Linked DNA regions of Mus musculus: region 2 is linked to region 1. The links are chromatin loops, found by intact Hi-C in ENCODE. Cell type or tissue: left cerebral cortex. All regions are shown on one strand. Each heading gives the region's core, and the rest is flanking DNA. Links, peaks and the distances in the headings are about the cores only.

Evidence for each region. A loop is a pair of places that touch in the nucleus more often than their neighbours do. Peaks named below come from ENCODE experiments on the same cell type or tissue, not always from the same donor. Only the 100,000 strongest peaks of a DNase experiment are listed, where the experiment ranks them.
Region 2: it touches region 1 in a loop (2.3-fold over the local background); 1 of 42 quality-filtered maps calls a loop at or near these places.

Annotation. Positions count from the first base shown.
Region 1 is chr6:49,535,857-49,548,807 of GRCm38, forward strand. It overlaps the pseudogene Gm5305. Among named protein-coding and RNA genes, the nearest start is that of Gm31226, 91 kb to the right of the region's middle. In left cerebral cortex, for the core only: no CTCF peak of the experiment used is centred there; a DNase peak (open chromatin) is centred at 2,943.
Region 2 is chr6:49,632,245-49,645,195 of GRCm38, forward strand. Gm31226 (a long non-coding RNA gene) reads left to right here and starts at 1,387. Exons shown (of 5, transcript XR_377650.2): 1 at 1,387-1,462; 2 at 3,781-4,033. In left cerebral cortex, for the core only: no CTCF peak of the experiment used is centred there; DNase peaks (open chromatin) are centred at 5,558, 6,954 and 9,197.

The DNA of each region.
Region 1 (12,951 bases), core at 1,740-9,739:
AGGGAGACTTGACAATTTATATATTGCTTTAAAAATTGATATATAAGAGGTATTAAATTATGTTACAATGATGTTAGATTGACTTTTATGTTGGTTGTGTGTGTGTGTGTGTATGTGTGTGTGTGTGTGTGTGTGTGTGTGTGTGTGTGTGTGTACATATCAGAAAGATGAGCACTCAGGAGGCTAAGACAATAGGATTTGCATGAATTCCTAACCCTATTTATCAGGACACCTAGGTTATATCTAGTTTACATAGCTATTATCAGGTCATCCAAAGCAAGACTCTGGCTCAAGAAAACCAGCTGAACAAGTGCATATATGCTGAGTCACTCAGTGTCATAAATACTGTCTTTTTGTTTATTAGTCACTTCAAAAATTAGGAAAATGCTCTTGAAGGAAATCCTCATGAAAGATAAATATCCATGAAATTCTTCAAATAAGACTGGAAGTAAATTTGCCCTGGTGAAAGTTATTGTATTAAGTCATAGAAAAATAATAAAAAGCTGAGTGTAAGGAAATCTAATGTGTGTGGTTATTACAGATGTCTATAATGGTTGAGATGGTGGGCAGAGCTTCACTTGGGGAGTTCAGACGTGGGCCAGGAAGCATGCATGCATGTATTTGGGGGTCAGAGGCAGCTACCATGAGGTATAATACTCAGAGCTAAAACAAAAGTTTCCCCTCTCACATGGCAAACTGATTATAAATATAGCTTAGAATTGTTAGGGCAGTTCTTTTTTTTTTTTTTTTTAATGTTTTTCTTTTTATTTACTTTACATCTCAATTACAGCACCCAACCCTCCTCTCCTCCCAGTCCTGCCCTTATAAGTTCCTCCCCGCATTGGCCCGGGGAAAGGGGGGGTCCCCCTTGGTTACCACCCACCCTGGGACAACTAGAGCCAGCAGGACTAGGCACATGCTCTCCCACTGACGCCCAATCATGCAGTTGAGGTAGGGGGAAGGGGATCCAATGGCAGGGAACACAGACTGAGACAGCCCCAGCTTCACTTGTTAGGGCACCCACGTGAAGACTAAGCCTAACATCTGCTACAATTTGTAGGGGCTCTAGATCCAGCTCCTGCACTCTTCCTGATTGCTGTCCCAGGCTCCGTGAACCCCCATGGTCCCAGGTTAGTTGATTCTGTGGGTCTTCGTGTGGTGTCCTTGACCCCACTGACTTGCTTACTTCTATCCCTCACTCTTTCATAAGACTCCCTGAGCTCCACCCGAAGTTTGGCTGTGGGTCTCTGCATCTCCATCTGCTGCTGGATGAAGCCTCCCAGGAGACAGTTATGCTAGGTGCCTGTCTGAAAGCATAGCAGAGTATCACTAATAGTGTCTCTCTCTCTCTCACACATGGGATGGTTCTCAAGTTGGGCCAGTCATTGGTTGGCTATTCCCTCAGTCTCTGCTCCATCTGTATCGCTAGGGCAGTTCTTAATGTCAGGGATTCAAAGTTACTCAAGCTTTGCAGCCATGTGTGGGTTGTGCCCTTATCTGTACATTAGATGATAACTTAGTGTATATATTTTTCTTTTGAGACTGAGACTGTGTTTTTTGAAAATATATTCTTTACTAATATCTTGGTAATTCTGTAATTCAGTCCATGTACTTTGATCATAAACATTCCTGCTCCTTTCCCTGATTTCTCCTATATCCACAGCATCCCATCCCCCTCAACCCACTGCATAACCTGTGTGCTGGGTGTGGAGCTGTGAGATTCTACCTGGAGTAAACATAAACCTGGATGATCATGTCTAGCTCAGAAAGAGCAAAAACTCAGATACACATCAATTATATGGTTCTAAAATGGTATTTAAAGTGATCACGAGGCCAATTCCTTTCCCTTAGTGTCTCACAAGAGTATAGGGAAAATGGAGCCTCTACAGACAATGGTGGTCCTGTACTGGTGAAGGACAGTATCTTCTTGACAAGTCAGGAAGGAAACAGGAAAGATACTGGCATGAGTCCACAAAGGAGAGCCCCAGAACAACTTCACCTTCCTTCCAAAGTATTCCAGAAGGCGTCTCAAAAACTGTACTTTTCAGAAAACTAATCATGTAAACTGTACAATCCCATCCAGATTCCAGTTACAAGCCTCCAAAATGACAAGTGTTAACAACTGACAAATAGATAAATTAGAACCCCTCGTGTGTGTGTGTGTGTGTGTGTGTGTGTGGTGTATGGGTATGTGTGTATGTACATGTGCGTGTTGACAATGAAGATAAACAGTAACCTTGGAAAACAGTCTGACAGTGAAGCTACATGTCCAAGAGAAACTACCCATGGAGAAATTTGTATATGAAGGTTCTCGTCAGCATTACTCATGGTAGCTAAACAGTGGAAAACACCAAGTATTCAATTGATTAGTGGATAAATAAATGAAGTATATCTATAAAATATGATTTAATTTGGTTGTAAAAAGAAATGAAGGGCACATACTTATAACAACATGGGCTGATTCTGAAAACATGTTAAGTGAGTGAAGCAAATAATTCACCTTATATGACATGTCTACAGCAAGGAAAGCCACCAAGACAGGAAGTAGATTAGTGTTTTCCCGGGATTTAGAAGGGACTTTCTTCTGGAGTAGGTAAGTAGAGCTAGTTGTAGTGGTGGCTGCACAACTCTGTGAATATACAGAAAACCAATGAATCATGGCTTTAGTGAGTAAGCGTATAAAATTCTTAAAATAACTAGTGGTTTACCAATTTACAAAGACACGTGTTTTCACTATTATAAAAAGTTCTTACAAAGAAAAAACCATTGCTAAGGGGAGCTAGTCAAAGACTGTAGTGAGCCAAGGCATGTTAGCTGTTATGGTCAGCACCCAGGTACTTCCTTCTACAGAGATGACCGAAGTACTGTGTAATGCAAGTAGGCAATGGGAAAAGAATGTGTTAAAAGACAAAATTTTAAAAAGAGTAAATCATGATTCTTATGAAGCTATAATGAATATGTATTAAAGATTTAACTTATGCAGGGAGGGAAATTGGCAGATGTTCTAACTAGTTCAAAAGAGAATGTGAAGAGTAGAAATACTAACACATGTTCTACAGCAACTCAAGGATGACGATCAGAGCTGGAAATAGTGTGGCAGAGTGTACCAGATACTGCTTAGCAAGGAAAGGCTTGAATCAGATGGCTTGGGGGTATCCTCTAGACAACACAGTTTTAAATTGAAGCATTTTTTTCCACTATACAAATATTTGTCCCAAATATTTATGACACAGAAGGTGAGTGAGGCTACAACCAGAGTGAGAAGCAGCGACAGCAGAAAGCACATGAATATTCAGTAGTTGTGCTCAGAGCTATAGACTTGACAGGAATGATGGATCCAGAGTGGAGGGAAAAGAATATTTGTCCAGACAGGAGAGCATAGCTGGAGGAGGATGGGGCAGTGGGCATGAGGGCAATTTAAATAGACTTTGACACATACTTGATCTGAGGGATTCAGGAACAGAGGGAATCCAGGCTGGATCCTTGCTTTTAGAATCAAGTTTCAGCATTCATGCAAGGAGTGCTTTCAAAGCAATGTGACCGGCTCGGCTAATGACCGGTTTGCTGTGGAAGAAAATGCTCTCACCCATTGCAGATAACACACGATCGACAAAGATGCCTTGATTCATAAGGATCTATTTAACAAATCTAAGTGGTTAGTAATAAAACAATTGTGGTGTTTTGAATAGGAATGGACCCCATAGGCTTATGTACTTGAATGCTTGGTCATTAAGAATTGGTGCTACTTGACGGGGATTAGGGGGTGTGGCCTTGTTGGAGGAAGTGTGTCACTGGGGGTGGGCTTTGAGGTTTCAAATGCTCAATCAAGCCAGTCCTGGTGGTGTTCTTTTCCTGCTGTCTTTGGATCCGGATGTAGATCTCTCAGCTACCTCTCCAGCACCATGTATGCCTGTGTGTTACCATGCTACCTGCCATGACAGTAATGGACTAAGCATTTGAACCATAAGGCAGCCCCCAATTAAATGCTTCTTTACCATCATCATAGTCTCTCTTCGCAGCAATGGAACACTGACTGACACACCACAACAGTGGATAGTAACAAGACATGGTTTAAGATCCAACAAGAATTTACAGAATCCTTCCTCTTAATTTGCACAATGCTCAGTAGGTTGATAAGAGGTAGCAAAGGGCTAGAGGCATTGCTAGAGTACTTGCCTAGCATGTTCAAGACCATGGGTTCAATCCTTAGCAGTGCCAAAAATAGAAAAGACATCAAGAGATAGAAGATTTATAAAAGGAGTGAACAAATCCAGCGTTACAGAATCCTAGATAAGTTATTTTACACAGGTCACTTATGCTTCCAGAAGAAATGATGCTAAAACAGGAGTTAGCTTCCCAGCTCAGTTTAATCACAATGTAGCAGTGTGTGTGTGTGTGTGTGTGTGTGTGTGTGTGTGTGTGTGTGTGTGTCAGGAGAGAAAGCATGCACTGTGGTCTAAGAAATGGAATAATTTAAGTCTGGCTTTGTTAGCTGTTCTCCTGGACATGTAGCTGAAGCTCTCTGAATCTCAACGCTGATGTGGGGATGAAAATGCCCACCCAAATGATGGCTGTATAAATAGGAGGACATAAAGCAGAGCCAACCTGCCTCTCACAGGCTTTATGGATCCCAGGATAGCAACAATTGTGGCCCAGCACACTTGTAGATCATGTCATGTTGCAGTATCAAAAAGCTGGAAAATAAAAGTTCTCAAGGTATGTAGACATCCAGATTCTCCAGAGCCTGGGAACTGAGACAGGAGGATTGTGAGTTCCAAGCTAGTTTGGACTTTATAGTGAAACCAGTTTTTTGTTGTTATTGTTTTCTGCCTTTTTGAAAAAAAAAGTCCAGGAGCAAAGTCACATAGGATCTGAGCCCTCCCTCAGCAGACAGAAGACGGTAGCAGGGAGTACGCAGCCACTTCAGGTTCGCTGCTTCAGATGGTGACACATGGTTTTATTCCTCAGTGCAAACCAGAATGTTGATGGCTCTGGTTCAGGTAGCTACACCATTCAGGCAGGGATGAAAGCAAAGAAAACCAATGAAAAGACAAGAAAATGGGTACGAGGGGAGAAATGGCTGCTGGTTGGAAAAATGTGAAAGTTAAAGGATGTGTATCACACAAATGGCAATCTTGTGTGATGAAGGGCAAGTACTGTGTGTGTCGACCATGGAAGACTTCCAGGAAGCTCTGTTTGTATTCTTAGAGTTCTTCAACCAGCTTAACTGTTTGACAAAAGGGAGCTGACTGGTAAATAATGATCACAGACTCATGCAAGTGAAAACTATGGACACCTGGAAGAAGGGAGACTCTTCTTCAATATTGGTTTTTAGTGGTTTTCATGTTAACTTGTAAAGTAAAATGAACTTAAGATGAAGATGTGAGCTTATAGTTTTCTACCCTTCGGTAGGAAAATGAACAGAACCAGATACAGTCTTTCTGAGAACCAGGTATCATTGATTGTAATCGGGGAGGAGAAAAGGAGGAGGAGATAGTCTTTTCCTTTATATGCCTTTTATATTTTATTATTTCAACTCTGTGGCTGCTCAAACAATAAAGAAGATAACTGTTAAAACTGCAAAAAATGAAAAAGCTGTAGCCAGAGATCAATATCTATGCAGGGCAAGAAGGTGAGGTTTTTGTTGAGAAATGTAGACGCTCACTCTGTAAATGCTTGCTCTCAACCATGGATGGCTCTGTGAATTTACAATCTGTTTGGCTGTATACTCTTATCCAAGTGAAAGAGATAAGAAGTGTGCAGTTGTGGCAAAGGGACCTCAGTCCATGTTTGCAGAGTAAGCTGATGTTGTTTCTGCAAAGTTTCTGAGTTCAGATAAAGCAGATTCGATTCAGTAGTGAGGAGATGCATGGCCTCTTCCAACCTCGTCTGTTCACTCATTAGTTCACACAGAGAGTATCAAATATCTACCATATCCCCCAAACTCTGAAAGCACCAGGATTCTAACAGTGAACAAAACCATTTCCTATTCAGACAGAGCTTATATAATAACATAAAGTAAAAATCCAGAAACAAATATATAACACTAAGAGAGTAAAGCAGGAAAGGAGGATAATGTGTGCCTTCAGTGGGAGAGTGGGCAGTTGTTTTAGGATACTTAGAGACATCTTAAGGGAGTAAGAAAAGAGAAAAAACCTAAATTAGGAGAGGGAATAAACACGTGAGGGTCTTGGAGGGACAGCATTTTAAGTAGAACCCAGAGCTGGAAATGCTTGCCTTCTTCACAGACCAGCTAAGGCAGCATACAGAGGAAGCGAAACAACAGCGGCCAGGACTGGAGGAAACTGGAGGTGCTTTGTATCAGTGCTTCTCAAGCTCCTTGTGCACATCAGTCATCTTGGGGTCCTGCTAAAACAAAGATTCTGATTTGCTAGTTTTATCATGTGACCTGAGATGATATCTTTCTAACTAGCTCCTTGGAATGGTGTCCTTGCTATACAATAGATAGCAAGGAGGGGGGAGGGGGGGTGAGGCAGCCGCTGTGGTTATGGAAAGAGGTTTAGATTTTATTCTCATTGTAACAGGGAAACATTCAAAAGTTTTAAATAGAGGAGTAAGAAAAATCTTGACTGACTTTAATGATTTCTCTTTGAAGAGGGCAAGGAATCCCCCACTGACACCGCATCACTAGGGGTCTTATTGAAGGGGCCCTCAAACCACTGCACCAGGGACCACCTGGGAGTGACCTTGGGCCTTTGACTAGGAACTAGGGAATGGCATCTGATAATGCCACACCAGTCCTGAATGGTGCTCAATCCACCACGGGAAAGCCACCACAGGAAAGCCACCTGCCTTGCCTGGTGAGACAATCTCAGCCATCTCTAGCTTGAGGAACTCTTTGAACATGTATATCATCCCTACTAAAGCTTGGGGGACATCACTGAAGAGGGGGTGGGGAGGATGTAAGAACTGAAGGAAGTAGTGGAGTGAGGTGGGATGCTGTCTTAGAAGCTTGGCAGCGAGTACATACCATGCATGTCCTTTTGGGTCTGGGTTACCTCACTCAGGAAGATATTTTCTAGTTCCATCCATTTGCTTGCAAAATTCATGAAGTCATCATCTTTTTTTCAATGTCATTATTTATTTGTTACTTTTAAAGACTTATTTTTGACTGGACTCAGACTTAGAAGTAGAAGCTCTCAGCAAGGACAGCCTACGTCTCTTGGCAATCTGTTACTGGAGTTTTTCTTTGGCTTCCTTCATTCTCTTGACCAACAGTTTAGTGTATTCTGCAGCCTCCTCTTTGTTTTTCTTAGTGCGTTGTTTCTTCAGAGCAATACATCGGAGTTTGTGTTGCAGGACACGTGGAGTAACAAGGCGTTGAATCTTGGGTGCTTTGGTCCTGGGCTTCTTACCTTCTTTGTTTAAGGGCTTCCTGACAACATACTGACAGACATCATCTTCTTTGGAGAGATTAAAAACTTTCAGATTCTACTAGCTCTTTTAGGTCTTAACCGATGAGACACAGTAGTATCTGTCAGTCCAGGAATATCCTTCTCTCCTTTCTTTACAATAACCAAGTTGAGAACACTTAGATTAGCGTCCATAATGCATCCACGAACAGACTTGCACTCCCTCTCTCCAGTTCTCCTTGGTCTGTAACAGGAATGCCCCCTATTCAACAGCAGGCGCACTCTGCCATGGGTCAGAACACCGTGCTTCATGGGAAACCCTTGCTTGTCATTCCCACCGCTGATCTGGACCACATAACCCTTCCACTCTTCACCAAGAGCGTCAGCAGCAACTTCTGTGGCCATGCGCTTCTCATAGAGTGTGTGGAGCTTGCGTTCGTCATCCACTTCAATGAGTTTCTGACAGTCATTGGCAGGGAAGGAGATGTTCAGCTTCATCTTGACACAGCTGACCGCCTAGGAGGTGTCACGAAAAAGAGAGAAGTCATCATTTGTAATAGCTGAGTAGTACTCCATTGTGTAAATGTATCACATTTTCTCTATCCATTCTTACACTGAGGGACATCTGGGTTGTTTCCAGCTTCTGTCTATTATAAATAAGGCTGCTATGGACATAGTAAAGCATGTGCCCTTGTTATATGTTGGAGCATCTATAACTCACAGACCATATGAAGCTTAATAGGAAAGAAGGCCAGTGTGTAGATATTTCAATCCCACTTAGAAGGGGAAAAATAATCATGGGAGGTAGAAAGAGGGAGGGTCCTGGGTGGGAAAGGGGAGGAGGAGAGAAAAGGGGTTCAGGTTCAGGTATGGGAAGTGACAGGAGAGACGTCCAGAAGGCCAGAAGAATAAATAGAGATATGTAGCAGTTGGGGGCAGGGAATTGGGGGGACTACTAGAAAGTCCCAGATGCCAGGGAAGTGAGAGGCTCCCAAGACTCAGTGGGAATGACATTAGCTGAAATACCTAACAGAGGGGAGATAGAACCTGAAGAGACAACTTCCAGTAGATAGGCATAGCCCTCAGTTGAGAGAAGGGGCCACTCACCCATCTCAAAATTTTTAATCCAGAATTGTTCCTGTCTGAAGGAAATACAGGAACAACAAAAAAAGGAGCATAGGCTAAAGGAAGGCCATCTAGAGACTGTCCCACCTTGGGGCATGTCCATCCCACATACAGACACCAAACTCAGACACCATTGCATACACCAGCAAGATTTTGCTGAAAGGACCCTGATATAGCTGTCTCTTGTGAGACTATGCCAGGGCCTAGCAAACACAGAAGTGTATGTTCATAGTCAGCTATTGGATGGAACACAGGGCCCCCAATGGAGGAGCTAGAGAAAGTACCCAAGAAGCTAAAGGGGTCTGCAACCCTATAGGTGGAACAACAATATGAACTAAGCAGTACCCCCGGAGCTCGTGTCTCTAGCTGCATATGTATCAGAAGATGGCCTAGTCGGCCATCATTGGAAAGAGAGGCCCATTGGTCTTGCAAACTTTATATGCCTCAGTACAGGGGAACGCCAGGGCCAAGAAGTGGGAATGGGTGGGTAGGGGAGTGGTGGGGGGTATGGGGGACTTTTGGGATAGCATTGGAAATGTAAATGAAGAAAATACCTAATTAAAGAAATGACAACATGGAGGAGGACACTTGACTTCAACTTTGGGCATGTGCCTTTGCACACACATGTGCCTTTGCACACACATGTGAAGATGAATGCACAGATAGACGTACACAGAGCTCATACACATGCACGTGCAATGAATGAAAGAAATACGATTGGCCACCCAAACCAAAAGGAAGACAACAAAAGAAAAGCATGCCCTTCCCCCATGAAAATAGAAAGGGGGAGCATCTGCGATGAGGAAGAGGGGCTGCAGCGGTGCGAGAGGGACAAGTCAGGGTGACAGGGGCAGATGAGATCAAAATACATTATAGTAGTTCGTGAAAACTCCTAAGAAACCCATTATTATATATAATTATTATATGCAAATAAAAAAGAAAAAATGAAATACATAGCTACCAAACCAAAATAAAGGGCTCACAAGGCCATGCCAGAGAAAAGGCAAGTACACAACTGAGGTGTGACTTTGAGCTGAGCACCAGCTGCTCTGTGACAATAGGCAGCTCCTCGTGAGGGCTGTCCTCGCCTGCATGTGGATGGCCTTCCCTTGGTGTCTTCACACCATCTTTGCTTGTGTTCCTCTCAGAGACTCTGCAAGCTCTCTAGTGTCTCCTCGTGTCTTTTTGTGAGGACACTAATCTTATTGGACCCACCTAAACTGTGGTGGTTTGACTGAAAATGGCCCCCATAGGGAGTGGCACTGTGAGGAGGTGTGGCTTTGTTGGAGTAGTGTGACCTTGTTGGAGGAAGAATGTCCCTGGGGGTGGGACTTGAGGTTTCAAATGCTCAAGCCAGGACCGGTGTCACACTCTGCCTGCTGCTTGAGGATCCAGACAGGGAACTCTGTACTCCTTCTCCAGCACGATGTCTGTCTGCATGCTGCCATACTTCCCACCATGATGATAATGGATGAAATCTCTGAAACTGTAAGCCAGCTCCAATTATGCTTTCCTTTATAAGAGTCGCAGTGGTCACAGTGTCTCTTCATAGCATTAAAAGCCCTGTTCCCTTATTCCATATTACTTTACCCCACCTCCATGAAAGTCCCATCTCCCATATACAGTCACATTGGAGGTTAGGGCTTCAACATATGGACTGGGATTGGTTATATAAACCAGAACCTATTGGAGGCTGTCTTCCTACCTCTTCAGTATCTATACCAGTACCTATGCTCCCTGCTTACTGGGTAGAGAGACAAACAAAGATAGAAATCTTTCAGGACCAGGTGTCTGCCACAGACCAACTGAGTGACTTTGGGAAGATAGACTACCCTCTCTGAGCTCTCCTGCCTGTAAACTGGAGGCAAGCCTGCCTTTCACAGTGCCGTGAGAACAGTGTGAGACAGGGCATGTGGCCCTGGGCTTGTCAGGTGCTCGATGCTCAAAAATGGCAGCTGTATACGTTTGCATTTTGCAAGCAACTTGTAATTTTACCTTTGGATCCAGTTTCCACTCATAGCTTCATCATACAGCGGCAAAACGGAGGCATAGGTAGTGTTCACAGAAAGGGAAGAAGGGTCCCCTCCCCAGCTGTTTTCCCAGCATGCACTGCAACAGATGGTGTGGCTGCTAAGGGTACTTGCATAAAGGTAAAATGTTTTCCTCAGATGTCTAATCTTGGTTCTTCATTATTCTGTGGCTGCCATTCTTGCTAGCTTTGGTCTCCAGCTAACATTTATGATGTCTTTTAAGTAAACATCGGAAAAGAACACAAACTCACACACAGCTAATAGGAATCAGCAGGGGCAGGGAGAGAAGTTATTTTCCCCTTCATTACCAGTCTACCTCCATTAAAACCCCAACTGAGATCAAGGTTATCTGCAACAAGCACAGAGAGGAACCGGGGCAGCCACATCACACCCCACAAAGACTCTCCCTCCAGCTAAGGCTTCCAGAACTTTCTGTTCTTTGGATTCTGTGGGTGCAACTTTCTGACTGCAGCTGAATCACTCAGTTGCAGAATCCCAGAGAGAAAATCCTGTGTGTGTCAAGAGCAGCACTACAGCATCATCTTGTTAACTATTGAGACATTGTAGCATTTGGACTATGAAGGCAATCGTTTTACATTCTGGGCTTGAATATAAGTCTCTGATAATTCATTCACTCATTCATTCTTCCTTTTTAATTTGTGTATCTCGTCTCTTCTTCTCTTTTTCCTATCTCCCCCCCCTCTCCCTCTCTCTCATTTTTGTAGTTTCTTTTCAGCTTTTATCTTATGTTTGGGTGTTTTGCCTGCATGTGTATCAGTGCACTTCATGCATGCAGTGGCCACAGTGGCCAGAAGAGGGTGCCAGATTACCTGGAACTGGAGTTGCTGCCAGTTGTGAACCACCAAGTTGGTGCTGGGAATTGAACTCAGGACCTCAGGAAGAGTATCCAATACTGTTAACTGCTAGCCATCTCTTAAGCTCAAGTCTCTGCAAACTCCTAGGGAGTTTCCCCTACATAAGAATAACTAGGTGGAGGTTATGTTTTTGTTTTTCCAAGCCCAAAGTATCCCCTGAAGAATCTGATTTCCGTTTTTTCTCTTTATCATGTGGGATGCGTGCTGGTTGCTGACCATAGAACTCTACAAGCTTCAGAATCCTGGACCCTTACACTAAGATGACAGAGGTGGGGCAGAGGGAGGACAGTGGTCTCCCTGGTGGATGGGGCAGGCTTGAGTGAAAACAACTGCTAGTCTCTTCAGGCAAATCTAGAGAGTATGAGGAGAGGTAGGTGACTGCACAGAGTCTCTAATTACAGCTCCTCATGGTTATTGCCATGACGACTGACGACACTGGACTAGCAGAGAGGAGAGTGACCTGAGAATCAGCCAGTGCCTCCTTTTTGTTTGTTTGTTTTTTGAGACAGGGTTTCCAGGTTTTGTATACCAGGCTGGCCTTGAACTCAGAAATTTGCCTGCCTCTGCCTCCCGAGTGCTGGAATTAAAGGCGTGCACCACCACACCCAGCCCCAGTGCCTCCTTTTTATACTCACCAAAGTCCAGCAGAATTTATTTCAGGATTGATATTAGAATTTGCCACTCTTGGTTCTGAATTCTTCATGAAACTTCAATTTATTTTACTTTAGTTTTTGTCTTCTAAGAGCCTTTCTTTCCTATAGTATTTTAAAATGACCTAATCATTAGAAAAAAATTCCCTGGAAGTTTTAGTTTGTTCTTTATTGAGTAATGAGCTATTGTGTTAAGGAACTGGGTCCTCCTAAATTTGTGCATTCATAGAAACCCTAACTTCCAGTGTGATATTTACACGAGCCTTTGGAAGTTAATTAAGCATAGATGAGATGATTGAATGGACCAGTAGACACTGGTGATGAGATTAGAGTCCTGAGAAGGGGGAGAGACCAGAGCTCATCTGCTCTCCAAGAGTGAGGGGGACAATGGGAAGGCACTGTTGGAAAACTAGGGAGAGGATCTTCACAGGAAACCAAAGCAACACAGAACTTTGGGTTTAGATTTCATGACCTCAAGGACAATGAGACAGAAGATAGGGCTGTTAACAGCCATTCAGTCTGTGATATTTTGTATGGCAGTCTGAATCCACAAGATAGGAGTCAATCCGTGAGATGTATAAGCAATAAACATGTTGATTTTTAAAAGTAAGATAAAAAGGTTAAGTCAAACCTGGTTTGTCCAGTTTAGAAAAACACAAGGTCTACACAGTGCTGACTTTGGCCGTCCATCTATCCATCCATCCGAGCTGAGCCTGAGGTGAATGAGGCTTTGCTCTGACTCTGGTGTCTAGTGTCATATAAGCATCCCCAGAGGGCAGGATCAGATCTGCATTCCCACAATTCCACTCTTTTGTCTAATAGTCCACTTAATCCCTATTATATGAATGAATCAGAGAGGAGATGAGTTTAAATATTCAGGCGAGCTTTTCTATAAGTA
Region 2 (12,951 bases), core at 1,822-9,821, 96 kb after region 1:
ATATGGTTGTACCCATGGTCTCAGTTAATAACTTTGTATCGCAGAAGAACACGAAAATGAGCATCAGGTAGCATTACAAGCATGCAGTTCCTAAGGTAATTGTATGCCATTACATTAAGTTTTAAAATTTCTCCTGTAAAATTTTAATTTAATTAAGAAGATTCACAATGTTGGAAAGCTACCTATGCCGCCATCTGCCTCCCTGTCTCAGACTGACAGGATTAAAAGCTGAGAGTGGAGCCAGGTGGGCTGTATCTGAAACATCTTTGCCTTTTAGACAGCACCTCAGTGTTGAGGGGCTTGCTGGGATTGTGCATATTGCATGTATTTCTGTGGCTCCTGGGAGAGAGGCCCAGTTGGTACCTATAAATTTCCTTCATAATGCACATAAATAAGAAATTGTCATTGTCAAATGTATCTGGTGCTTATGACTGGCAAGTTGAGATGTGTGCTGGACAGTTTAAAGGTCAACTTGACACAAACTTATCTGAAAGAAGGGTACCTCAATAAGAAAATGCCTCTATAAGACCAGGTTGTAGGCGAGACCTTAAGGCATTTTTCTCAACTAGTATTTGATGGGGGAGGGCCCAGGCCATTGTGGGTGGGACTACTCCTGGGCTGGAGGTCCTGGGTTCTATAAAACATCGGGCTGAGAAAGCCAGTAAGCAACATCCCTCCATGGCTTCTGCATCAGCTCCTGCCTCCAGATTCCTGCCCATTTGAGTTCCTGTACTGGCTTCATTAAAGATGGACTGCAGTGTGGAAGTGTAAGACAGACATACCCTTCTCATTGTCAACCTGCTTCTGATCATGGTGTTTCATCACAACAATGGAACCCTAACTAAGGAAACGATTGGAAGGCCAGAACCAGAAAGATGGATTCATGAAACAAAAGCTCGTTATGATTCTATTTTTAAACCTTTGCTTTAAGAAAAATTAAAAATTGAAAGTGTGAATTTACCCCATTAGGTTTTCCCCATTCTATTCTCTGATGATTCCTCCTTAGTGAGCTACCAACCAAACGCAGTACGTTTTTGTTAAGTGATTTGTGTACAACTCGAGATTCACTTCAGCACATTAAAAGATAAAAGAAAATTCAAGTAGAATTATCAAGCCAGAAATTAAAATAAAAAATAAATAACAAAGAATACCATAAACCGGTTATGTGTGTGCTTGCCGGGGAGTCTTAATTTCTCTCAGTTGGAATCTTTCTAAAATAAATTTATCTTAAAATAATTATAATTCAATAAAATCTGAACTGCTAATATGTTCCCAAACACAATGAAAACATGAAGACAAGAAATTGTGTTGAGTCAGGTTCAAGATATCGTCCTTGGAGCCAAGCAGCAGCTGTTGGGAAGATGTGTCTGTGTGTGGTTCCCTGATGAGGCTGTCAGCTCAGAAAGCACACAGCTGATGCCGGCGTTCTTCTCCTGTCTGACACAAGAGATCCTCACAGATGGTAAGTGGGAATTAGGCAGGAAGGAGCAAAGGAAGGGCCATACACCCCCACCCCCCAAAACCTGGCTGTCACCAGAGTGTGTTTCTGCTTTTCCCTTGAGTGCAGTAGGCTTCTCCACCTGGTGGAGGATGCAGTGGCTCTAAAGTAGTCAGCAAATGCTCCCTTTGCAAGGTCTGTATGCTCCTGTGTCTCTGAGGTGCTGCCAAATGCCTCCGTCACATTCCTTCTGTTCATTTAGGGTGTCTGTAGCCACCCCCACCACCAACGTTCTGGTGTTTGTTATGTTATGGTGTGTTGCCAGGTTTGACTCTTTGTGGCTCCTCCAGCTGAGCAGATTGCATTGGGAGCTCAGCCCTGGGGTTGGTCTGTCTGTCCCTGCAGTGCCTTCAGTAATGGTGGTAATGGTCGCCTCCCTCTGGAACAAGTTCCAGCTGAGATGAGAATTCTTCTTTCTGCTTTAGTCACATATCACAGAGGCAGTCAAGGGCAGTAGTTTGTATTCATACTGGTCTGGGATACCAAAGCAGGTGTTAGATAGTCTTGTTTATTTGCTAAGTTATTTAGGGGGTTGGACTTGGGGCCTCATACAGGTTGAATACACACTCTGCCAATGGGCTACATGCAAAACTCCTTAAGCCTAACTTTGAAATGTGAGGAACAGCTATTTCTCCCAGGCCTGACCTTCAGGAAACATTTTGGGGGTGGGGTGGGGTGGGGGAGGAGTGGGGGCCATAAAAGGTCTTGGCATCCTGTAACTGCTGTTTCCTTTGAATTTCAAGGATGACTCATCAGATGTGACTGTTGGGTTAAGTTTCAGGATGACATGTGATACTTAAAATGCCCTTGCTTATAGGGTGGGCAGCCTGGTCCCCTGAATAATTTTTTTTTTTGTGCTCAGGGATTGAAGTAATTATTCCTTTCTCAGACCATGCATAAATCTATCTGAGGGGAGACTAAAGCAGCCTTTAGGAATGGAATGTGCTAGGAACTGCTACCAAAATTGTTAGAGATACAAAATAGTCACGTGTGTAATGATCTGAAAGGAAGAAAAAAATGCCTCCATGCCGGGAGAAAAATCAGCTTCTTTGCACAGATTGCAATGGCCAAGAAAAGTATAGAGGGGAGGAACTTGAAAGGTAAAAGGTAGGTTTGGAATTGGTTCAGCGTGGATAAATTTCCTCCTGGCAAAGGCTTGATTGCCAAATTGTGACATTATTGGGAGAGAGCAGAGGTGCATAGAAGATCATTAGCTACTGGGGTGTTTCCTTAAAGGATATACTGAGGCGTTCACTGTACAGAGGAGGCACAAAGCTGGCTGGTATAGGAAGAGATCCAAGCCAGGAATGGAGTGACACCCTGCATCAGAGCGCAGGAAGAGTGTGATGGCTCTGCAGAGTTCCCAGGGGAGACCCTCTCGCCCCCCCCCCCAGCTGCCACATCTGCTCATCTTACGTGTCTTCATAAGTGACATTACAAATGCCCCCAGCTTCATAAACCAGCCACCAAATTAGTGTCACATTAGACTCAGTCCTCTCATTACTATAGACAAGTGCAATGGTCCCTTTGCAGTACTGCATATGTTCTTGGGAACAGAAGTGTTTAAAAATGAGACTGAGGGGGTCAAATGACTTTGGCCACTGAACTAATAGATGAGAGCAAGGACATGGCCCAATTTTTGTGACACTAATTCCAGTGGTTTGAGAAGCCTGGATAGCTTGCAACATATTAGTTCTTGTTACCAAGTGTTTCCAGTTTCTAACATTACCAATCAACACAGCAAGACTCCACTCCTGCTTGCTGTGTAGTGAAGGCAGCTGAGGGGGTCATTCTGGCCAATGATGAGCAAGATGGACATCACTTGCAGGTAGAGGTGACTACTTATCTGTCCCAATCCTCTGCAGCTCTGATTCCCCTGCCCTGAGGCTAAAATGCTCAGATTTGGCGTTGCCATCAGCCTTAGTAGCTTCTGGAGTGTATGGAGAGGGGGCACAGACCCTAACCATAATGTGAGAGCAGAGAAAGGCTGTTGCCGCTGAGTGCCGTTGGGATTTTGTGTTGTCTGCTCTGGCAGAATGCAGGCCAGCTTGACTGATACACCAGAGGTGAGGGGTGAGTAGTCCAGGCAAAAACAGTTCTTTGAGTATATGCTAGGCAGTCATTTCTTTGAAAAAATAAAAATAGCTCCTGAACAAATATTGAAAGCAAATACATTGATTGTAAATACTTACACCACACCAAAATCTTAAAGGAGAATTTAAATTGTTATGATTCCAACCTATCAATAATGGTTCTCTCATAGTTTAATTTTCACAAAACAGAGATGGATGGACTGCTGGACACACGTGGGATGTTTGTAAGTTGCTGAATCCTCAGCAGGCTGTGGATTAGGAGCTGGAGACAGATGTTGATGAGAACCACAGACCGGTGAAGAAACTTCATGAGTGTAAAGGAAAGAAGACAAGATGGGACAAGCTAGATTTGGAAGTCCCAGGGCAGAAACAGCCATTGCAACCCAGGGATGAAGGGTACGCCAAGGAGAAAAGGATGCTTAGCAAAGAGATGAGGATGAAGGTGAGTGAGCAGTGACAGGAGTGAAGAGGAGTAAGGAGCACCAGTGGGAGGGGGAGACCATGCTGAGAAGCACGTGTGTGGTCACATAGCATGGACCAGCTCAGCATAGAGGAGATCAATTTTATAATGTAACTAAAATTTTTAAGTTAAGTTAACATACAAAGTGATGGGCTTAAATTATAACATTTCATGTATACATGTCAATATATTTTGTATTCCTCCTCCTGACCCACTAACCTCCCCATCTTCCTTGACCCCACTTTGCGGGTTCCCATCCTCCCTTTTCTGCTTTCAGATCACAGAGGTGCACATACCCCACTCCCATGCACACATACACAAACACATACCTTCACACACACAGAGAGAGAGAGAGAGAGAGAGAGAGAGAGAGAGAGAGAAGGAGAGAGAGAGGGAGGGAGGGAGAGAGAGAGAGAGAGAGAGAGAGAGAGAGAGAGAGAGGGAGAGGGAGAGGGAGAGAGAGAGAGGTGGGTAAAGTGAGATATAGATAGGTAGGTAGGTAGATAGAATTAAAAAACTCAAAATCAAAATAGTACAAGGTAACTTAGGAAGGTGTTGCATATCTATGTCACCTTGATGGGTATCACAATTGTTTGCATATGTTCAAAACAAACTGCACCCACCAAATGTGTGAGTCTTTGTTAATTATGCCTTAATAAAGGATGCTATTTTTGTTTTAGAAGAAAGCCACTGGTTTGTTGAATTATGTTTTGCATCCTCAGGAAGAGGTATGCTTGAGAAGGGGAAAGTCAGACTGCCTGGTGGTTTGAAGGAGACGTTCCCTATAGTCTCGGGCATTTGAATACTTAGTCCCTACCTGGTAGCATGTTTGGGAAGCTTTAAGAAGTGGGGCTGGCTGGAGGAGTTATGTCACTGCAGGCAAGCTTTGAGGTTTCCAAGCCACGAACCGTTCCCAGGTCACTTTTTCTGGTCGGTTCGTCCATGTGGTTCAAGATGTGAACCCTCAGCTTTCTGCTCCGGCCACCATGCTTTGGTTTGTGGACACTAAACCTCTGCAATGGAAAGCCCACATTAAACCCTTCTTTCTATGAGATGCCTTGGTCATGGTGCTCTATCTCAGGAAGGAAACTAATATAAGCAGTGAAAGGAAGCTAAGGCTGTGAGGATGAGAATCACACTGGGCTGTGGGCTGAGTGATGAATGGTTTCAATATTCTTACTAAAGCAGGGCATCGGAACATCCCTTGGGCAAAGGTGAGACTGTGGAGAGAAAGAAGCAAGTCTGAGTAGCTATTGTGGAGAGTGAGCCTGGACTCCAGAGAAATGAGCACAGATGAATCAGGTCTTCATGGAAAGCATTCTGTAGCCTGAATGAGAAAGCAGAAGGTTCTCTGCCTACCCACAGGATTAGGCATTATAGACCTAGTGAGAATCAGGGAGACCCGTGAATCATAGAATAAAATTCAAGACTTTTAGAACCATTATAAAGTGGGGAATCTTTCTAATTTAGTTACTAAGCTCAGACAGTTGAGACTCTGAGGGGGCAGAGTGGAGTCATTCAGGAGTTGGCAGCAGACCAGGGACTGATGACAGTATGTTAAGAGTTTGCTGGTGAGCAATAGAAGTGGGCTCTGACTCATTTAACTCAGAGAGTATACTAGGTACAGAGTCTTGGAGGCAGGGGTAATCTGAAGAACCATCCTGAGAAAGCTGGACTAGTGGTGCTCAGGATCCAGCTGGCAGGAAGCACTGCCCTCAGGGCCCACCGGGGCCAAGTGAGCCATCTACTCCTGTTGTTTCCCCCACTCAGTTCTTGGCAGAAAGAGGTAGATGGACTAAGCTTTAAAGGACATGATAGACTGCTCATGAAGCCTACTTGTGATATGAGAGAGGTGACTTTTCTCAAAGCAACACCATTCTTAAAAGCTGGATGGCTACAGAGGAGTGAGCTTAAGAGGACAGTGGAACCACAGCAGAGTAGGATAGCCACTGACATCAGGACCCTGGAAACAGAAAACCCACTTTAATTATCTATATCCAAGTACCGATAACTGTCTGTTCTTCTCATTCTCCATCTGTAAAGTATGTATACTAGAGACTTGAATTGCTATATGTGAAATGAGGTGTGTGTGTGTGTGTGGGGGGGTAACAAAAAGGTGCTTTTTAGTAGCCCATTATTATGGATATTTATACTGGATGCATTCTATCCCTACCATACCATGTGGCCACCATATTGGACATGTGATGGAGTTTGCTTCTAACTTCTATTTCTCTTTTCAGCTGCTCTATCGCATTTTGACTTTTTAAGCCAGTCACCCATGGACAAGATAGTGTAGGTTAAAGCCCAACCTCTAGTTAATGGTAATGATTTTATTATTTAAGCCCATATTTGAGGCATTTCTCCAAACAACCACTGTTAAGGGGTAACTTGTACTGAGAAAACACAGATCTTAAAGTCTGAAGTTCTAGGTTCTAGTCCTGGCCCTGACTCTTGTTCATTCAGTGACTTGGGTAGGTTAGTTAACAATTCTGATGTTCACTCCTCTGCAAAGTGGGCTGCTGCTGCCGCCTAAGGGAGGTGATGTACGGAAACATCGTATGAGCTGTGGCTGATACACATCCTTTTGTTGACACTCTGGGCTTGAAAATGATGTTTTCAAATCCTCAACAGGAGTAGTGGTCTGTCTGTGCTGGCACATACCAGCTGGAGCCATCACAGGGTCCTTTTGCTCTTGTTTATTTTTTGAGAGTTTCTTTGTAGCTCAGACTGGCCTTACACTTGCCAATTCTTCTAAATGCTGGGAGTATAGATATGCCCACCACACCTGGTCAGGGCTGACACCTTGGATGGTCTCTATGGAGACCAGATTTTTAACTCCACTCCACGAGCAGAAGCCTGGAGCTGCCTACTAGCCTAAAAAAGGCAGTCGATGCCAGTGCACAGGACTCCCACTGCTTCTGGTCCTGTAGTCACACTCACGGGAGAATGTCAATGCAGAGTGTGGAAATCAAGCCTAGGAGTCACTTGGTTTGTGCTGAAATTCTGCCTTTGTCTGGAATGTAGCTTTAACACATTTTCTTATCTGGGAAACGAGGGGATTGATGGTCACTGTGTGTCCTTGGGAGAGTCATCTCAGCAGTAGAGAGCTGTTTCTTTATCCATAGGACATTAGGAAAGGGCTGGCTGATGTTCAGGTTGCTTCTGATTTCTGAGCCATCTCTACCTTCTTTGAGGCACAGGTCATAACTTGAGACTGTTTGCTTCTTTTAAGTTTTTTTTTTTTTTTAAATTGTATTCACTTGAATGGATGCATCGTTTTGTCTGTTTTGTCTGCTGTTTTCCTGACTGATGCTCCGTGTATAATAGGACTCAATAGCAATTTCCTAAGCAGTACAGAGGAGCCATTTAAGTGAGTAGAAAGGAACTATAATTTTTCTCAAGGTTGACTATTTTTATATACATGGTCTTCCTGGTACATGTGATACTGTCTAGTGCCAATATTAATTTTATATTTTGAAAATACCCTTTACAGAGTTAGTGGAGATACACCATATTCTGTGATGCATTTTGTTTAAGGACAATTTTAATAATACAGGTGTTGAAAATGCATGTTTCTATGTGCGAATGCCCTAGACCCATTTTGCCAAGCACGTGCATGTCAGAGGACTTGACTTCTGCCCAGTTATATGCTGTTTTTATATCTGGCATTTGATATATGTGTGAGCACTTGGGCTCACACTGCTGTTTGGTCTGCAAAGGGGAAAAATGAAACATAAATACGTTGTCTTTGACCTTGAGATCATCAATTAAGGCCAAACAGGTTAGAAAAGAAGCTTTTAGTTTCTTAAAGATATTAAGATTGCCCAGAGCACCGAAAGAGCAGAGGCCCAGACCAATTACAGGCCATTTTATGAGCCCTGGCAAGGGTATATATTCGATTCTTGTTGTTTGTCCTTACAGAGTCCTTATTTTTTCATAAATTAAGACCAATCAGTCATAGGAACATGAAATTCCATTTATATTCCCAGATGACTAATGGCCTGGCTTTTGATTCTCGAGTTCAAACTCTGATGAAACAAAATAGTAGCTGTGTGATATTAGCAAATGGACCCTGTCAGGTCTGGCAATGTGCACAGCCACAAGGGCTGACCCTGAGCCTAGCCTCCATTTGTAGTTTTTGAAATGAAGTGAACAATCAGTTACTGACTGGGGAGAGACCACCAGGCTACTCTGGCCTTCCTAAGCCCCTCTTCTAACCAGCAGTTGCACAAGTCTCAGATTCAGAATGGGCACTGGAAGACTTGCCTAGCCTACAGCATGCAGGCTGCACTTTCCCCAAGGACTCAGAGGCATCCATCTGGTCCCCTGAAATATATATCCTTCTTTTCTCTAAGTGTCAACACGTGAACAATTTTTAATTGTATAGGATGAACCCAAACCTGGAGATTCCAGATATATCTTTTGGAGACTAGAGTGGGGAAGCAGGAACTACATTGGTAAGACAGGGGCAAGTGGGCATGAGACCAATGAAGTTTAGCATTAAAGAGTAAGCTTTAAGCAAACCCCTCCTGTTTAGCTGCCAATATCTGAGACAATAGCATGAGCACGCACAGTAATAAGAGCTTTCTACCCTTCTCAGCCTGGGACCTCCAAGCCCAGCTCCATTTATTCTGCTCTTCCTCAGGTGGAAATTTCACCGAGGACAGGACAGAATGACCTTGGTTCACAGAGCTGAAGACTGATTAAGCGTCACTGGCCAGTGGCAGGGTGACCAGTGGTAGAAGAAGAGCTTGAAACATTCTATCTGGGGCTTTGAAACCCAGCCTCTTAGATTCACTGAAACATTGCAACTCTGGATCAATTCTTTCACTTGTTTGTGGAGGATATGTCAAGTGAAGCCATTCACTGTCCAGACTAACAGAGTTTGTGGGAGGAGGAGATGTCACAAGGAGTCAGTAATAGACAAGATCAATATTGTTGAGCTAATCCAACATGGACCACCAGGGAGGATTTTCTAGCGAGGCAGTGCTGAATTAGACCTGAATTTCAGAAAGGTCATCCTGGAATAGAGATGAACTAAGAAGCAGGAAGATAATATCAGAGGCAAGAACATGATTTGGATGAGTACAGCTTCCGAAGGGATGGCTGGGCAGAGTGGCTGGATGAGACACTGGAGACAGATTGCAGGTTTAGTGACTCACTGGATGTGACAGCAATAGTGAGGGGGAGCTGACTGAGTTGTCTAGTCACGATGCCACAAGTCATGACGATCAGTAGAGAGGGTAGAGTGAGGTTAAGAGAGAGGCTTCTGCTTCAGTGTGACTGTAGGGCATGTGGCAAAGCCCAGTAAGCAGTGGAAATAATGACTTAGAACACGACAAATGGGGACACAACAAAGAGGAGTCATCTGAGTAAAGGGAGTTCAACCAACAGCCAAGGTGAAAACTTTCATCACCAGATCATGATGGTGTTTGGGCTCATAGGTCTTCATTCTCATCAACTGCTACTTCTCTTGCTAGAGACCCTGAAAATGGCATGTTCAGCCACGACAATGAAGCCAGACCCTTGTCTGTGTGCAGATTCAACAAAGCCCAAGATGAAGTCAGCACAGCCCTTCAGCAGTTGAGAAAATCTTTAGCTTCCATTGAATGAGGACATCATATAATACACATGCTGTAACCTGGTCCCATCCAAGGAATGACTTGGATGACCCATCCAAGTCTTGTGAATGACTACCGACTCACCACCGTCTTTCCTTCTTCAAGGTGGTTATACCACTGGGCTCACAGCTGCTGGGGGCTGCTGACTTCCTCTAGCTCAGGGTTGTGTTGTGCCTCCTCTGCCTACAGGCAGATGTGGGGATTCAGTGTTCATATGCCTTGGGACTTTTGGGGATAGGATGTGAAAGCATTTCTTAGTGCATTATCTTTATGGAAATAGGAATGGCATCAAATTTTAAGCAGCTCTCCGTGCTTAGCCACAATTGCAAGTGAAATGTACTAATTTCTAATTCTGTCCATCTTGGAATTGAAGGATCCTCTAATTTGCTTACTGTGTGTTGTATATGTGGTGCAAAGTTATATCAAAGTATACTTGACACATACATTGTATGAACATGATGCTGCTTAGGAACTGGACACAGCACATAAAGTTTCCTCATTGTGGCTTTCTATTAAGAAAGATTTTAGTTAATGGGCAGGACTGTGGATCACACATTCATTAAAACCATAGCTTTGTTTGGGACTAAGATTGCTCTACCTTGGGTCATTGATGCAATGTAGGACCCTTCATAAAGTATATTGAGTGTCCTGAACCCAAAGGGACACTTACAAAGACCTTTCAGTAACATTATTAAATAAGACAGCAACCCTGCATGTTTAGGAACTTAAAGGGCACTTCAGATGTGAAGACCGAATACTGTACAGGTGCAAAGCCAGGGACCCTGGTATGTGTGCTGCAGATCAGGCACTGTGAGGCACTCTCCATGCTTTATTGATCAGTTCCATAAGGTTCTGGAAGAAGCTGACATGTTATAGTGATGTGAATCCAAACCAAAAACAAACAAACAAACAAACAAACAAACAAACAAACAAACAAACAAACCAGAGTTGTTTCTCCCAAGGGGCCCGGTTAGGGGCATGTCAGGGTGGCCTTTAGGAAACAGATATATACACATGGTATGTACTCACTGATAAGTGGATATTAAACAAAGAACGTGGAATACCCACGATACAACTCATGGGTCACATGAAGCTCAAGAAGAAGGAAGACCAAAGAGTGGATGCTTCATCCTACTTAGAAGGGGGAACAAAATAATTAAAAGAAGTAGAGGTGAGAGGGACGTGAGAGGAAGAAAAGAGGGGGAAGGGAAAAGAGGGGCAGAATCAGGTATGGGAGGAGATGGAGGAGATGTACAGAGGGTCAGGAAATTGAACAGAGGTGTTTAGCAATGGGGGATGGGGAACTGGGGATAGTAACCAGAAAGTCCCAGATGCCAGGAAAGCAAGAGCCTCCTAGGACCCCATGGGGATGACACTGGCTGAAATACCCCACAAAGGGGAGGGAGAAACTGTTGAAACCATATCCAGAGGTTAGGCATGGCCCCCTGGTTGAGGGATGGGGCCACCCACCCATCTCCAAAAATTTAACCCAGAATTTCTCCTGTTTAAAGGAAATACAGGGACAGAGAGGGACAGAGACAGAAGGAAAGACCATCCAGAGACTGCCCCACCTGGGGATCCACCCCATATGCAGTCACCAAACCCAGACACTATTGAGGATGCCAAGAAGTACTTGCTGACAGGAGCCTGATACAGCTGTCTCCTGAGAGGCTCTGCAAGATCCTGACCAATAGAGATGTGGATGCTTACAGTCAACCATTGGGATCCCAATGGAGGAGTTAGGGGAAGAACTGAAGAAGCTGAAGGGGCCTTATCTGGCATCAGTGGGAGAGGAGGCCCTTGGTCCTGTGAAGGCCTGATGCCCCAGTGTAGAGGAATGCTAGGATAGTGAGGTGAGAGTGAGTGTGTGGGTGGGGGAGCACCCTCATAGAAGCAGAGTAAGGGGAGATGGGATAGGAGGTGGCAGAGGGGAAACCAGAAAAGGGGATAACACTTGAAATGTAAATAAATAAAATATTCAATTAAAAAAAGAGAGAGAAAGAAACAGATATAGCAGAATACAGAGTTCCTGAAAGCTGGGAATCTCTTCAAAGGTTAAGGAAGAAACAGAAGACCTGGATCCATCTTCATAGAATAGAGAGTGTCTCATTTCACGGGGACATTAGGACATCAACTTGCCCTAACCTTTTCATTAACCAGAGAGATGAATCGGCTAGTGAGCACAGTCTAGACACTGTCAGCACTGGGCTGGAATGGCAGGTAGCTCCTGAGAAGCCCCAGGCTCCCTGCTCCTCCTAACTCAATCTTGGCAGGCGGGGAGAAGGGGTGGGGCCTCTCTTGTGCTGGGGTCTGCTGTGGGACTCTGTCACTGGCATGGTATGGCTAATGCTATCTTGAAATAACAGTGGCCCTGCCCGCCCCAAGAACAGCCTCACAAGAATGGCCCATGAATACTCTTCTGTGGAGGGAACAGGAGTCACAATGTATCATGTGAGACCATCCCTCCCCGAGCATACACAAGCTTGCACCATTTCTGGAAAGACACATTTTCTTCCATGGGGTAGCTGCCCATTTGTGGCTTCAATAAGGTGATCCCTTCCGGTAACTAAGTTCAATAAACTCATTGGTCTACCAAGCCAAGCTGGTGGGATCATTTCTTCAGTCTGTCATAGGTGCTTTCTGCAGGGTGAACACATGCTGGCTTACATCTCCCCAGGTAATGTTAATGTAACAAGAAACTCAGTGGTAGCTAGCTAGACCTTTGGTATGGAGAAAAGGTTGGAGTTTTCTTAATGGGGACCTAGTGCACTCACCAAGTGGAGGTCAGCAGCTTACTGCAGGGGCGCCATTCCCTAACTCTCCCTCAGATCATGTCTTATACTTTCCACTGTAAGAATGTTACAAATAGCACTGAACTGCCATGTTGGCCCTGTTGTCAAGGGCAGCACCAATTCACCAGAACAGCTTCCTAGAGGGTGGTTGGTGTTGGGACAGAGACAGGGGTGGCAAGGCTACCTGAACATGGTGGGGTGGACTGAGTCCTCGGGTGGATGTGCACTGTTCTCCCTGCTGAGTGAAACGACCCAGCGATTGTTCTTACTCAGTCTCCTTACAGCTTCCTAGTCATCTACTAGGGGAATACTCAGAAAGATTCCGGGAGACAAAATCCTCTACTTTCACACTTAAGTTTTAGAAGTGCATACTTAGTAAAAGTGTTAAACACATTGAAACTTGGCCCAGTTCGGTGTCCTTTGAGAACCCTCTGGAATACCTTGAAAGCCATAGCAGTGTGGCTCCCGTTGAGCTTTTACTCTTCAT